2 separate regions of the Homo sapiens genome follow, and region 1 is linked to region 2. A link is an interaction called in ENCODE POLR2A ChIA-PET data of the cell type or tissue named here. Cell type or tissue: MCF 10A. All regions are shown on one strand. Region 1 overlaps GHR (growth hormone receptor). Region 2 overlaps GHR (growth hormone receptor).

Region 1 (8,000 bases), 69 kb before region 2:
TGATCTATTCTTTTTCAGGGCATCTTGACCATTTCTCTTCATCACACAATCTAGACTTTAAAGGTATACAGGCTCTCATTAATTTCAAGACATTCCTCATGTCCCAGCTAGACTGAACTACAAGGCAGGGGCTTGCTTACTTCCACCTTAGGTTACTGAGGTCAAAGGGTATATTCAAGGGTAGACTGATTGAAATAGTAGAGATATACGACCTAATTTATAACAGGCACTCCTTGGAAGAATACTTATATCCATTAGATCTTTATGCACATTTCTCATTAGCAACATTATTCCAGCAGCAGCAATTTTGATACAATCAGTTGATAGGTCAACCATGTGAAGCCCTTTGAAAACAAGGCATTGTGGATCATTCCTGATTTTGGAATAAAAAATTCTCCTCTAGACTATGTAACTGGCTTTGAGGAGCAGATATAGAGCTTCATATTAAGGATGAGAACTTCATATTAAGGATGAGAGACAGAAAACATCTATTACAACACTTTAGCTAACACAATAACGGCACTGTTCAAATTTAGTTCTCATTAAATTTCCCACAGGGCAATTAGATTTAATAAAAAAAAATCCTTTCAGGGCCAGTATATTTCTAATTGCTCATCTGCCCAAGCAAGAAAATCCCTGCTCAAGTGCTACCCTTCCCTACGCATACAGGTCTGTCATCTTCTACCAGCTCCTGGGTGACTTTTCTCCAGGTGATGCTTCCAAGATCACTTACCCATCAATGCCACATCTTTCACTGAACAAACTGAATTCAATAGTAGTATCTTTTCTTTTTAAAAATTTAATCTATATTTTTAGTCTGCCTTATTCAATAGGAGACACAATAAAAATAAAATGATTTGGCTACAATCCAGACCTGGCAGAAAAACAAACACATGGTCCATAAATATTATCTGAGACTGACCCATGTCATGTTATGCAGTAACTTTGGCTGAACCCATGAACCCATTCATTAGATAAGTGGCCAGAACTAGAACACACACACACACACACACACACACACACACACACACACACACACAGAGCCAAGCATGCACACACACACTGGAACGTGCTTACATATGCCTTCTTACATAAACATCATGCCCCATCCTTAATCCTTAGACCATTTTAAGAAAGGATTCTGGAATATGCACATATTCCAAAGGAAAAAGAAATATTGGTTAGTTCAATAAGACAAAAAAAAAAGAGACAAAAATGTTCTTCTTTGTTAAATTACTTCTTATGCGTAAGTACTGGTAGGATATGTGATTTGTGTTTAGTATAAACTATTGCATTTGCTTATATTCTGCTCTCCCTGAACAAATAAATGAATCAAACAAAACTATTAAAAAGAAAAACAAAAAGCAAACATTAAAAGCAACTAGTGATGTTTTCTCTTCACTCAGGAACTCAAAGTTTTAGTAAAATGTCGAAGCAGCTGAAACAGATGCTCCTTGCAGACTTTCTAGTTCTAAAATGTAATTTGAGCTCTAATCTCTCAGCTGGGGATGCATTTTTAATTTTCTTTAAAGATTTCCTATGCCATACTTTTCATTTCACAAGTTTTTTAAATTCCTCAAATCTTGCCCAGTGGAGTGAAAGTCACCTTAATGAAGAAACGAGAGATTAAGCCACCATGACTTTGGAACAGCAGAGGATCTCAGCTGCAATTCTTTGGCTCAGAACCAAGGTCTAAAACCAGCCATGGGAAAAGCTGCTGAAATGGAGCCTGCAATTCTCTCCATGTTTGACTTGCATAATGTTGACATTATAACGCCAGAGAGACCAAAAAATATTTCCAACAATTATGACTCTTTTCTATAAATATTTTTAAATTGCTTTAAGAGATAAAATAACATATTTTACTCTTCTCATTTTCTAAGTGACTGTGGTCACCCTCAGCAGCTCACTACTACGGATTTATTTTTGGCTAGAAGGTCAGGGAGGACATCTTAAGGCGCTAAGTCTGCTGTTAAACTGTGTTTTCCAACATGAGCTGAATGGTGAGAAGGGGAGTCTGACACTCTTAAAGCAACAACTAAATTCAGTGTCATAGCATGGGAGAAATATATTCTTTCTTTCTTCTGTAGAAGCCCAGGCAAGGAAAAACATCAAGTACTCATTAAAAAAAAAAAAGTCTCCCACCCGTTAGAGAGCACAGTTTTCTTTCTGACAGAAAAGTTCCTCTTCCCTTTCCCTTCTATTACTCTTCCTTGTTTTAGTTAGGTCTGCTATGAAACATAGTTTAAACATATTGAGACTTCTCTACAAGGAGAGGGATATAAAAAAGGGAGGGAGAATTATAGAGATGGGGAAGGAAGCTCATAATTTCTGGGTATATCATTCAACTATTTCAGGTGTCTCTTTCCTCAACTTAGCCAAATGGTAATCACCCAGAGAGTGAGAAGTGAAATTCATTTGAAACCTGCAATTTCTTTTCTCTGAGAATATGATTAACAAGCCTGAATTCTGAGCTCTGGAAATAGATTAGATATCCTTAGTCACAGATGAGCTGAGTGAACAGTAAGCTAATAACCCTTCAGTGTAATTTCAATATCTCTCCCAAAGCCTGAGAACAAGAGACCTGGCTTGTCTTCAACATAAATGTCCTCAGCATGATTTGTAGTATTAATTTTTGATATGAAAACATCAGATGCCAAAGTTGACTGACTACTGCATTCCTCCTAAACATCCACAGAAAAGTCCTACTAGTTTCTGATTTTAAAGCTAAGTCAAGTTTCCTTTTTGCTGCTATGTAAAACTTGCATCTTTTAATAAAATCATCCAAAAAACTTGGATGTAGCGAATACAGTTCAGTGTTGTTTCAAAACACTGAGGGTGGAAATGGAAAAGCAGAACTCACCCTCACTTCCAGAAAAAGCATCACTTGATCCTGCCAGTGCCAAGGTCAACAGCAGCTGCCAGAGATCCATACCTGTAGGACCTGCAATCACAAAAAGGGTAAGGTAAAGCCCAGCAATTAAAAGCAGACCATTATCATGAAATACTGTTTAAAGACTGGGTAAGACATGAATGAGCTGACGAGTCAGTTCCAGAAGGAATCCTGGTAAGTCTTTCACTGCCCCAGAGTCTCATATTGTCCTACTTTTCATGAACTCAAACAGCAGGTTGTAATAAATTCTACTTCCCGTGAGTGCTAGTCTCAGGAAATAACATGAACACTAGAGATGTTCATACCCTGGCTCAAAGCCATAGAAACACCTCACAGCAAACGACCCCCATGCACAGCTTCAGTAACAGGGCCAGTAAGGTTTGCTTTAATTTGATCTGGAAATAGAAAACCTTATCAGCAGTATCAGAAAGCATGGGGCCTTGAGCTGGACAGGCCATAAAAGGAAAAACATAACAATCATGGTAATAGTAACATTTCATAAATCTGTTTCCCAGTGAACAAAAGAGCTCAAACCACTCAAAACGAGTTGCTAATGAGCCATCCTAAAGAGGTTTAACTAGAAGGGAAGCAGAAAGAAGGAGGGAAGCAAAAGGAAACAAAAACTCCCTAGTAAAACTAAAAACCCACAAGGACACAGTGTGTCGTAGAGAGGTTTTATTTTCATGAGGAATACAGATCTGAAAGACCCAGGAATGTGAACACCTCAGACACCAAGAGGGATGCGTCTGTGGCTTTGCTAGCCATTTAGAAGCCCAGTGTGGCCACACCTGGAGCCCTTCAGTCTAACGGAGAGAGTAGATCAACACTTCTGTCAGCACAACACCTCAGTGACCATACACCTTTATCTGGAGGAAGGAAATAAGCTTTTCTAGAAAAAATATACCAGGGTGTCCACATCCCGGATCTTCTGAGGCAAGTTTGGGCTGGTTGAAAATGAACTCAGCGTATTGCCTTTTGTAGAGCTGTTGCTGTGTCTGACAACTAATGCCAACTACTTTAAAGCTTAGCTGCAACATTTCCATAAAATTGCACTATTTACAAGTTACTCAGAGACTTATCATCATACCAGGAGCTCCACGAGATCCTCTACTGGCTTCATTTTTATTACTGTGCAAACCTGACCTAATGGAATAGCCCTTCATGGTATCCCTAATCAGGCTGAAATAATGAGCAAAGATGTTTTTTTCCATGGGCCTACAGATGTGGCCCCCGGCAATGGCTGTGTAATTCTACATAGGGATAAAATTCTTGACGTACTTTAATTTCTAGACAGCAGAGGACCTATCTTTTTTGTTCCATATAATTTTGTATTCTTAAAAATTTCTTTAAAAAAGCACATCTCTATGTAAACTAAATTGTCTTCTTGTATCTGAATCCCCATGTGCAAATCCACATGCATGAGGAACTCTCCTTCATACACTACTTCATGGAGTCGTTCATAGGATTGAGTGTAAACATGCAGATGAACACACTTTGTGAGATTTCACGTGAGAAACATGCAGATGAACACACTTTGTGAGATTTCAAATAAATCTCACACATTGTGAGATTTCAAATAAATCTCACACATTGTGAGATTTCAAATAAATCTCACACTTTGTGAGATTTCAAATAAATCTCACACTTTGTGAGATTTCAAATAAATCTCACACTTTGTGAGATTTCAAATAAATCTCACACTTTGTGAGATTTCAAATAAATCTCACACATTGTGAGATTTCAAATAAATCTCACACTTTGTGAGATTTCAAATAAATCTCACACTTTGTGAGATTTCAAATAAATCTCACACTTTGTGAGATTTCAAATAAATATGAGTTGTGGTTTTTACAACATTCATGTTTTTAATTCCTAACCTGGAAGGCCTTGAGCTGATGGCCTTTCATCATCCTCGTCTACTTTGCAAATGAGAACCACTGAGCATCTCTCCCTCCCAATGTCCTTTACTCCTAGGTGAACAGGCTATGTAATCAAAGCTGGAAACCTCCAGCAGAAATATATTAAAAGGCTGAAAAAAAGTTATAGGCTAAAAATGCCATCCTGTTGGTAACTAAATATTTACTTTGCATTTGATTCTGTCTCTTTTCTTTTTTTGTTTCACTCTGTTGCCCAGCCTGGAGTGCAGTGGCACGATCTCAGCTCACTGCAACTTCCGCCTCCCAGGTTTAAGCGATTCTCCTGCTTGAGCCTTCCAAGTAGCTGGGACTATAGGTGTGCACCACCATGCCCAGCTAATTTTTGTATTTTTTTTTTTTTTTTTTTTTTTTTTGAGACGGAGTCTCGCTCTGTCGCCCAGGCGGGACTGCGGACTGCAGTGGCGCAATCTCGGCTCACTGCAAGCTCCGCTTCCCGGGTTCACGCCATTCTCCTGCCTCAGCCTCCCGAGTAGCTGGGACTACAGGCGCCCGCCACCGCGCCCGGCTAATTTTTTTTGTATTTTTAGTAGAGACGGGGTTTCACCATGTTGGCCAGGCTTGTCTCAAACTCCTGACCTCAAGTGACCCACCCGCCTTGGCCTTCCAAAGTGCTGGGATTACAGGTATGAGCCACCGTGCCCAGCCTGATTCTTTTTAAGTGGAGAAAGCACTGAAGAACTGGATGCTGTGTTAATTTTACTTGTTATCTCCCAAGACACTTAGTGTCAGGTAAAGAAGTTTCCAGTAGCACCTGCTATTCCAATGCCAGAGTATAACAGTAAATCCCCAATTCCCACGCAGCCTTTTCTGCTTCCCATCTGAGCAAGAATGTGAACAGGTTTGCATTTCTCGGAAGGCTGCATCCTCTGGTTTGGAAGTCACCTCTTCAGACATCTCAAGGATGCCTGGCAGATGCCACAAACAAGTGGCATTTGCTTCAGTTGAATAGAAGATGACCTTCCTCCAATCCCCAAACTTTTGAAAGCAGCTGCCTGCAAATGAACTTCACTTCTTCCAAATAAAGAACTAGGTGGGGCGTGGTGGCTCATGCCTGTAATCCCAGCACTTTGGGGGGCCGAGGCAGGCAGATCGTGAGGTCAGGAGATTGAGACCATCCTGGCCAACATGGTGAAACCCCGTCTCTACTAAAAATACAAAAATTAGCTGGGCATGGCAGCGCATGCCTGTAATCCCAGCTACTCGGGAGGCTGAGGCAGGAGAATCGCTTGAACCAGGGAGGTGGAGGTTGAAGTGAGTCGAGATCGCGCCACTGCACTCCAGCCTGGTGACAGAGCAAGACTCCATCTCCAAAAAAAAAAAAAAAAAAAAAAAAGGAACTATAACACTTCCTTTACAAGCTGAACATATGTCCATAGAATGTGCTCTATCAAAACAAAAAACAAACAAGAATCCTCAACACAAAATTAACCAGAAATCTGTTTGCATACTCTTACAGCAGAAAAAAGTATTTAAAATTGCCATGCTCCCAAACAGGAGGTGAATGCAGTTCACTGCCGCCTGGAACACTGCATAGGGACCCGACTCTAACTAAGTGCAGGGGCCAGGAGGAGGATAAAAAAATGTGGATGGATTCAGCAGAAGATAAGGGCTTTATTAGAATCTAACTCCTCCCCTTCTCTTCCACTGATGTTGGCTCAGTGGGAATGATTCCAAAAGTAGCCCCATCTGCACTCCTCTGGAGAACTCTCTCTAGTGCCCTCACATGAGCCAGGCCACGAGACGTGACATTCAATTGGATTGTACACTGTCCACATCATCTTCACAGAGCCCCATATGGAAGCTTCTAGATGAGGGAATCCTTCTCTATTAGATTCTAGCTGAGACAAAATGTCCCTAGGAAACGTCAGAGTGCGGACACATGAAGTTTGGAACTTTAATGTTATCTAACATTACAATGTAATGATATACTAGATGTGAGAATAAGAAAGTCCCTCTATTCCCCTCTGCCAAGCCCTTTTTGCCCAGGTACCTAAACTTATTACATGTACCTTTTAACCCAGAGGTACAGGAGTCTACTCAAATGCTGTCATAAGAAGTTCTGTAACAATCTAAGTAGAGGATGGCATTGTTCGGAGGAATCTACTAAATTGGACCTTAGCCCACTGGGTTTTTTAAGCTTGCAATATTTTCCTAGGGAAAATCCCTCTCTAAATTTCTTTTGATATTTACACATTCTTTGGCTATAGCCTCATGGCAAGATTTTCAGCAGGAGGGATTAAAAAATGGGGTTCTATTCTTGCATAATGGAACTCACACCATTTCTACCCTCAAAGCCTGAGGCATTTTGTCTGCTCCCCATCTTTCTCAAGAAAAAGCAAGTTCAAAACCAGCGTAATGCAGCTGGCATGAATTTTAAATCTGTAGACTGCCCAGCAGAGGAGGCCTCCAAATTACATAATTAGGCCCATGATATACTAACTTATTCTTTGGCTATAAAACAGTTCATAAACACATGAGAAAAGATGAAGGTTAGATATAATACTTTTTCCAGCATGCTATAACCAACTCCAGGCAAAGAAAACAATATGTTTCATGCTCTTTAATTTAGAATTAGCAAGTATTTGTTAAACTACTAGTTCCTGCTAACACTGAGCAAGGCACTATGGAGATTAATGCAAAAGCAATCAAAATAATGGTTCTTCAAGAATAAGGCAGTACAAACACATGAAACTGTGAAAAGAAGGAGCATACCCGAAAATAGAAGGTCAGACTAGGGAAAAATCAGCTATCAAACTGAAGGGCTTAAAATTAAAACTAAATGACAGATAAGGCTTTGGTGGATATGGAAAAGGGAGAGAAACTGTGGTGAACTTGTATGGTAAAAGCTCAGAGCAAATGTTCTGGATATGAGTATGAATTCTGAGTATGTTTTGGACAATATTCTGAGGAAGCTGGTGAATAGAGAACAAGGTTCAAATTCACGAATAAAAGGGCCTAAAATTAGATTGGCGAGGTAGGACCAGATTAAAACAGCATTCTGAACTCAGATTGATCAGAAACTCAGATTTGTGCAAAAGTGGGTTTTCCTTAGGGTACAGCCGCCCTTCATGACTTCTTAACTTAATATCACTGAGAAGTATTGATAAGATTTGGTGATGATTGGATATGAGAGATGATAGAGACATGTCTATCACAAATAACTGAGTATG
Region 2 (8,000 bases):
GAACTTGATTCCCTAAGTGACCAAGCAAGGGGGATTCAGTTTTCTTTTGCAGGATGGAATTCTTGTTTTCTACTCTTGCGGCTCTGTGCCTGTGCCTGGAGTGAAACAACAACCACAACAACAACAACTTTGTCATGGGTAGCCAGGTATGGACAAAGACATAGGCATCAGCTAGCTGTTCCCCTTCTAGCATTTCATTATCAACATGAAAACTGTACACATGAGTGTTCACATTTTGGAAACCATCACTCTTCCCTTCTTATATCACAACAGGCACCACCCAGGCCTGGAGCTTGTGGACGATCAATGAAGAGCCACAGGGAATGGTGACTGGAAGATAAAAGCTAGTGCTGACTGAACAGTAGTCAACTTGTGGTTCAACTTGTCAATTCCCTACCCAGCTAGAGTTCCAGTATATGCTACATTTTTCTCTGCCAAGATGATGCAATCCAGTAGTCCCAAGTGCCCTCTTCATGCCCTTACCAAAGGGATTGCTGCCCTGATCTACAGAGACACCTGCTGCCTCGACATAGCTAGGAGACTTACAGCATCAACACTCTTCCCCACGTTTGGCTAAGTATTTGTAGCAGTTGCCACTCTTCACTGGCACATGCTTTGGTTTGCTATGGAAGCCAGAAAGAAATCATTCCATCTGTTACCTCTCTGTCTCATACCCAGGAGATTAGAGAACAACAATAATCTTTATTCTATCAAGTTCATCTTAAATGAAGGCAAGAGAGGCCTGTAAGAGTTTAGACCAGAGATTGTCAATTTTCTCAGGTACCAGAATGACCTCTTGAAACAGAGACTATAAGTTGCCTATTAATAATGATTATCTCCTGCTCTGTACCTATAGAGCACATTTTTATGGAGGTGGCAAGGTGCCCAGCTTAACACAAACAAATTTCTATATTTTCCAGGTTCCCTTGCAGAGATAATCCTATGATGCACATTAATGAGATATAAGCTGAAGTCACCAAGTAGAACATCTAGGAAAGAGAACAAACTTGGTTGGCTTGTCCGTTTGCCTTTTGCCTTTTACTCTGCACCTTCTTTTTAACTAGAAACATGATGCTTGGATCTCCTTCAACCATTTTGTGAGCATGAAGAAAAAGCTAGAAGAAGCTCATGACATTTGCTTATGAGACTATAATGCTTATAGCATGGGGACTTTGCAATTTACTTAATTTCTCTGAGTCTCAGTTTTCCAAAGTATATTACCTCCCTTGTAGGGTTTTTATGGGGAGTTAAATGAGATAATGTGGGTAGAATTGCCTCATAATTACTAATATAAAGTAGTCAATCCAGTCAACAAATAAATCATCCCTTTCTCCCTTTTACCCTTCCAATCAGATCTCCAGACTCAAGGGAGAATTAAGCCAGACTTATTTGCTGCTAGCTAGCACTTTCAAAGCAGGCTTCTGTCTAAAGTGCTTTTTGACTTGGTGTCAACTGGTACAGACCTGAACTGAGTAAACAAGGCTCTAGGCATATGAAAGAGATTCCCTTTAAGCTGAGCAGCAGGAACCCAAGGTAAGTAGCACAGTTGGGCCATGCCAGCCTGAGGCACAGAGAAGGTGTGGCCTTCACTAGAGAGAATCTAAGAATATCTGAGATAAAGTAATTATCAGGATGTATCCAAATGCTCTTCTAACGCAAAATATTAACCCACTTCCAACCTCCCCCTTGGCAAAATTATGGCAAAATGGAAAAGTGAAGAGGAAAAGCAATCCATTGATTGTATGACTTCAGGGCCTGAAGATACTGACAGAGAGAGAAGGCCTGCCATTCCTTCCCCAACCTACAAGCACCCACATTATTCTGATACCTATAGAAATGCAAATCACCTGTAAACAGGTGACTCTTTTCCAATGTTTTCCATTCTTTAAGAAAATTGCAGAATTCTACAATATCCCTTTCATAGCCAGCAGTTCTTTGGCATTGTATGTATCTGACGACTTTCTCTTCTTCAAAGTAGAGATCAGCAAACTTTTTCTGTAAAGAGTCAGATAGTAAATATTCTAGGTTTTGAGGTGAAGGTACATAAGGTCTGTGTTTCAACTACTAAACAATGCCCTTGTAGTGAGAAAGGAGCCATAGGTGATATGTAAATGAATGGGTATGGCAGTGTTCCAATTAAATGGCATCTCCAAAAACAGGTGGCCTGTAGTTTGGCAATCCTTGCTTAAAAGGACATTGAAACTATGCAAAACTGAACAAGAAACACTTGGTAATAGATAATACTGTCACCAATAATCATTGCCATGAAACAGCCAGAGAGCTTAAAGTCAAAACCAACAGAGAGAAAGGGATGAAATGGGAAAGAGAGGCATTCGTGTAACATTAGAAACCATTAGAAAGAGTACTATCATGTAGCGCTTAAGACTCAAAAGTTCCAGGATTAATGTAAACTGTGACAAGCAAGGAAAGTCAAAGAATGCAACCATATTTCACAAAAAGGTTAAGATAAATAAGTTTAAGTGAATAGCACACTCTGTGGGCCACAGCATGGTGGCTCCATGTGAAGGCTAAAGTAACTTAGGAATGAATGGGAAACAAGGATAAGAATTTCAGTCTTTGACTCTTTAAGCAGAAAAATAGGACACCAGGCAGATATGAGATAAGGACTTGGGGCTGTAGCAGAACTTAAGGCCCAAACAGATGTCCTGCAAACATGGAAGGCCCCTCACTCCTGGCCCCAAGAGCACTGAATACTGGTGTAAGTGCTTTGCTTTCTCTTATTCACATGCAAAGTGTTCCTCTTCTGCAAATAACTTGCATGTGACCCAACAGAGTGTCTAGTTCCAGCCTTGTGAAAGATTTGTTTTGAAATTTTACCATTCTGCCCTGGGTTTTTGCAAGACAAAGAAATGAGGTAAAATTCATTAAGGTAGGAAGAAACCACACTGATTTAAACGGAGTGTGAAAAGTAAATGCCCTACACTGGGATCATGTTTCAACTAAGGGGATAAATTACAGATGAGAGTAAATGGATTTTCTGTCAGAATATACCCTACTCTGGCATGGGTACCAGTTGTCTTGAAGACAATCTGTCCTTTAACAGCTATAACAAGTATTCTGTGGGACAAGACGTACCTGACACTTATAAACGTCATAAGCCAAACAATGATGCCCCAACTTTCAGAAATCAGGCTCCCACAACACAGTGCCTGGATTTTCATCCAGCATCCCAAGATCAAGCACATCTCTCTATGGATCTTCATCTTGATATAGATGCACATGCTATATCCAGCCTTAAACTTTCTTGTGTTTTATCACTAACGCTGCACCAAGATTTAAAAAAAAAAATTGCTCCAATTTGCTAAACCTTCTCCTAAGAGAGAACAAGTCATGGGAAATGATGAAGAAGCCTAGTACACTGAATTGGTTGACAATACTTTTGACCTTAATTTGCAGTGATTGTTCACCCAATCAGGAGGAACCAATTCTCTCTGCTTTGAATGCCTAAGTACTATTGTGCTTATGCTGTTGCTTCCAACATAAAGTGTCTCTTCACAAACTAGAGAGGTTCCCAATTGCATCGCCTCAACTGGTCTTGACAGGAGAAGAGATGAATCACAGGAGCAGTCTGGCACCGTCTCAATTTGTAATACTTTTTACCAAGGGCTAAATCACAGCCAGGCAGATGCCAGGAGTGTTTAATTTTCTTCTTCTCCTTCTTGTTAACAAAAGGAGAGGTGTTCAAGAAAGCTCAGTCCTACTTGACAGAATTAGTGGACAGAGTAGCTGTCAAAGGTGGATCTATGTATCCAAAGAAGGCATGCATAGATAAGTTTGACTTAATCTTCAGGAAAGTTTTTCATGATGGCCCAAAACTAATCTGTAGCAAGAGATGAAACATTCAACATCATTTGTATAATGGAGACTTGTAGAGCTAAATGCATCTGAGATTCCTGAGTTCACCTCCATTAGACCACTGCAAACTATGCAGTTCTTCCTTTACTGCAGATGTTTCTTCTTGAAATTGAAAAATGTGTATACAAGTTTCAAACAGCTCTCTATCCAACCCAAATGAACCTACCATCCCATATGTCTGTGTTGGCCTAATTCTGACACCAGTGCATTTTTTTTCTGATCACATGGTAATATGGTAGCCATGAAAGGCCAAACAAAAGAAAAAAGAATGGTGACTAGGGGTGGGGGTGAACTAATACAGGATGAATAACATACACAAGGAAAATGTGTAAATAAATAGAGTAACCACTGTTAATAACCCACTAGGCTGGCAAGCAAAGGTAAAATGATTGTAATCCTGGTGGAAAAAAACAGCTAATGAATAATTAATGAATCACTGAGGGGATGGAGACAAAAAGTTACATTCACTCTTCAGACCTACCATGTCACTCTCAAAGGAGTCTATTGCTTGTTCTTTTTCTGTATGCATGTCTCCCAGTACATGCTTGATGCCTGAAACACTCTATCTTACTAGATAGACTAAGTGGCCTGAATGTGGTGTGGGCACATCTTCCTCCTAGCTATTATTTGCTGCTCTCTTTCTTGCTTACTTATAAGAAAGAACAAGTACCTTCAAGCAATATCTACACCTTATAAATGTAATCTACCTCCATCAAAGAAAATGGGGGGGGGGCGTGGGAATTGGCAATGTGTCACTTAGTTCTATACCTGTGAAATAATACAACATGGAGGCTAGCATGTTGCCTCAGTGAGACAGCAGATACTCAGAAAGAGAAATACCAAGATATGGGAGCTTCCATCACCCTTCTAAGGGGGATGCTAAATTGGAAATTTAATTCCAACTACCTACATATTTGGCTCTGATAGTCAAGTAGCTCACCAAAAAGAACTAATGCATTTTTATAGTAGCCATGAATATCTTCATTGCATTTCACTCATCTATAGAGGGCAACAAGCAGAAATAAAAATTCAACATTTCAAGAAGAGTCTCTACTGAACTTTTAAATTCTGGGTAAGGATGTCATCAACCTAGCTAAGGATTAGTTTACTCTACCCAAGATGTATTCAGGAAGTACACTTTCTCTCTTATCCTCCCATACGTGCTAATCTGGGCTTGAAGGTACACAGAGATGCCTGTGGCTGACTCATAGCAAATTCCCAGAAGCAAGAGTGCTGAGCGAATGCTTAGGATTATACCATACTTTATTTCCAGGGTTTGTTACATAGATGGTGTGTCTTCTGGATACTGCCACTATCATATATCCGTCCATGCTTGATGGTACTGGGGGAGTTTTAAGCAGAAGAGGACGCAAGGAGACATTTTTTCCTCAACATGTTTGAATAATGAGAGTTGGTTTCTGAATATTAGGAGTTTTACTAGGACTTCATTACTTCTTAAGGTAAGTTACTAGCACCCAACAAGAAGGAAAATAGGGAGGCAAGAACTTATGACCTCTTCCTTTCCCCTGAAAATCACTTCTAATTAGCCAGGATATGGTTGCCGATGGCCCAACAGGAAGGGAAGTGTTACACTAGAAAGAAAGCCTAAAAATCCAATCTTGGAGCTGGTGTTCCCTTTAGTTTCTGTTACTCCTTTTGAGCTCCTAAAATATTTCAGCTATAGAATGTATGGAGAGGTTTCCATGATAGGTAGAATTAAGTATATGCTAACCTATGGGACTTATATTCTCTCAAGCATTTACGGAGCATCCATTAGAGCACATAAACTCTGCTGCAGTGAGGGATATTCCCAAGAAGCTTTAAGGTTCATTTTCTTCCCTCCAAGAGCTCAATGCCAGTCTCTGAAATGACTTCCCTATGTTGATTATATAAAACTGTATTAGTTGGCCTCTAGACATCTAGACCTACCTCAGCCAAAAAACTGTAATGGAGGGTTTGCAGCATGACTATAGCATAGGAAAAAGAAGGAAAACTTATCTGCCCTGTTTGCATTTTACTAATGTAATTATATTGTATCTTGACAAATAAGAGCGGAATCAAATATTTCAGGCCTAAACGTGTAAAAATGTCTGTAAAACTTGTGATTGGGCATATGTATACAAAAGTTGAACTTTTAGAAATATTTCTTTTGCTCTAAATTTATAGGCATTAAAGGATCCTAAAATTAACTTTCTTTTCTGCTATCACTCTATATAGATCCCATTAACAAGGTATAGATAATGCATGACCCATTATGTGTTAAATCCCTGCATAAAATCATTTATTATTGGATACCATAGACCTCTTAGAAAGTCATATACACAGGTCTGAAACTGTGTAGCTCATGTATCCATATAACTACTTAAAATAATTTTTAGGCATAGGTTTCCTTTGTAAAAAAAACAAAATCAGAGCCTGAAAGTGTTTAAATACTTAGGCAGTATTTTAAATAAATACTTGATAATCAAACTTTAAAAAATCTACTTTTCAAAGAGCAGTTATTTTTGATAATATGATAATACCAAACTCCTTCTCCATTCTACAGAAATCCCAGCTTTATTCTTAAGCAACAGATTTCACTTAACACAGCAAGGTCTCTGTCTCCCCACCTCCACTGACACACTTGGCAGTAAAAACTGTTTTCTGCCTACAGAATCACTGAAACCAGAAAACGCCCCAATCACTCATCCACTGCGAGGCGTAACCCTTTGAAAACACAATTTTCATTTTATCTTAAATGTACCAAATAATACAGTTTCTATCCAATAATATGAATTTTTCCTGACAGCATAGATTTTGACTTCCCATTACACATTCCTGTTAGTGATCCAAACTATTTCTTACATTCTCTGATGTCTCCACCCTGTAAATACTTGTAGGCTTATCTACATTTTAAGTCAATTTTTGCATATTATTTTCCAAATTCCCATTTAACTCTCAAAACCTTTACCTTGGCAACAGAGCTTTGGGTCTTATCTTGAATTTGAATGCACATGAAATGTGTCTTTTCAGGTTGCCCCATTTGTAAAGCTTTCTCTTAAGAGTACCTTTAAGCTGTGATACCAAAATGTGCTCCCTAAAGTGATATTTAACCATTCCAAATCTATTTCTCCAAAGATTTTTTCTAAATCAGTAGTAAAAATAAAATCTGATTTATAATCAACCTTTGCTAATGTTAGTTCAGAATCTACCACTAGTTAATTACTTTTAAAAATTACTCTTTCTTTCACATATAATAACCTTACATAAAGTAGAACCACAGCCCCATTCAGCATCACCTCCCTAGGATTACCTCAACCACTTCTGCCTACAGCAGAAAACCACCAGCTGCCTATAGAAAAACAGCCTTCAGTATCTTCATGAACATGCATTCACAGAAAGAACTGACAGTGAAAACAGACCCCATAAGGTAGAAATTTTGTAAGGTGAATCATAAGCAGTCCTTTCCCCACATTTTCACTTTAATTTTTATTTATACCACCCATATTTTATTTATCTCTTTCCTAATCTTCTCATTCCTCAGTATTAGCCCTAATTTTTTCCCAATATTATCCACTATATGGATTTACTGCTTTTAAAAATTCAGCCTTTTGCCAGATCATTACAAGGTCACAATCTAGTAGTTTGAAAAGCAAAACTATAGGCTTCATGGTGGCAATACACACGCAGACATAAAAGTAATACCATTATGCACTCTGCCTTCTTAAAATTGCTTACAGAAACAGAGTATAAGGAAAAGCCAGAACTATCTGTCCATGATGTGGGCAAGAGGAGAGGTGAAAGAGAAAAGAGGCCTTGAGATTTATCTCTTATTCCAGCTAGTAGTCATTCTTTCATGCATTCCTCAGTCGGCTTGCTATTCAAGGTCTCCATATCCAGGCTGATCTAAAACTTCCTAATCTTTTGCCTGGAAAACGCCACTTGCATTCCTGTCTTAATTCCTTGGCCAGATCTACATCTGCTCCTGGAATGCCCTCTCCCTGTGCCTGGTTAGTGAAGGCCCACCCACAAATCTTGCCTTAGCTCTGGCCCACCCCTTGGACAGCAGACTTCCTCATCCATTCCGCCTTCCTTCTTGAGGGCCTGGGGAATTCTCTGATTGTGCCTTTCATTTAGCACTTTCC

The links. Peaks named below come from ENCODE experiments on the same cell type or tissue, not always from the same donor. Only the 100,000 strongest peaks of a DNase experiment are listed, where the experiment ranks them.
Region 1: POLR2A ChIA-PET joins it to region 2 with 7 read pairs; 2 of 35 experiments call an interaction of 5 or more read pairs at or near these places.

What each region holds. Positions count from the first base shown.
Region 1 is chr5:42,560,808-42,568,807 of GRCh38, reverse strand. It overlaps GHR (growth hormone receptor), which reads right to left. Exons shown (of 10, transcript NM_000163.5): 2 at 2,864-2,944. The coding sequence starts at 2,933. Among named protein-coding and RNA genes, the nearest start is that of GHR, 140 kb to the right of the region's middle. In MCF 10A, no CTCF peak of the experiment used is centred here; no DNase peak of the experiment used is centred here.
Region 2 is chr5:42,491,687-42,499,686 of GRCh38, reverse strand. The region is part of intron 1 of GHR (growth hormone receptor); the gene reads right to left. Among named protein-coding and RNA genes, the nearest start is that of GHR, 72 kb to the right of the region's middle. In MCF 10A, no CTCF peak of the experiment used is centred here; DNase peaks (open chromatin) are centred at 3,566 and 5,056.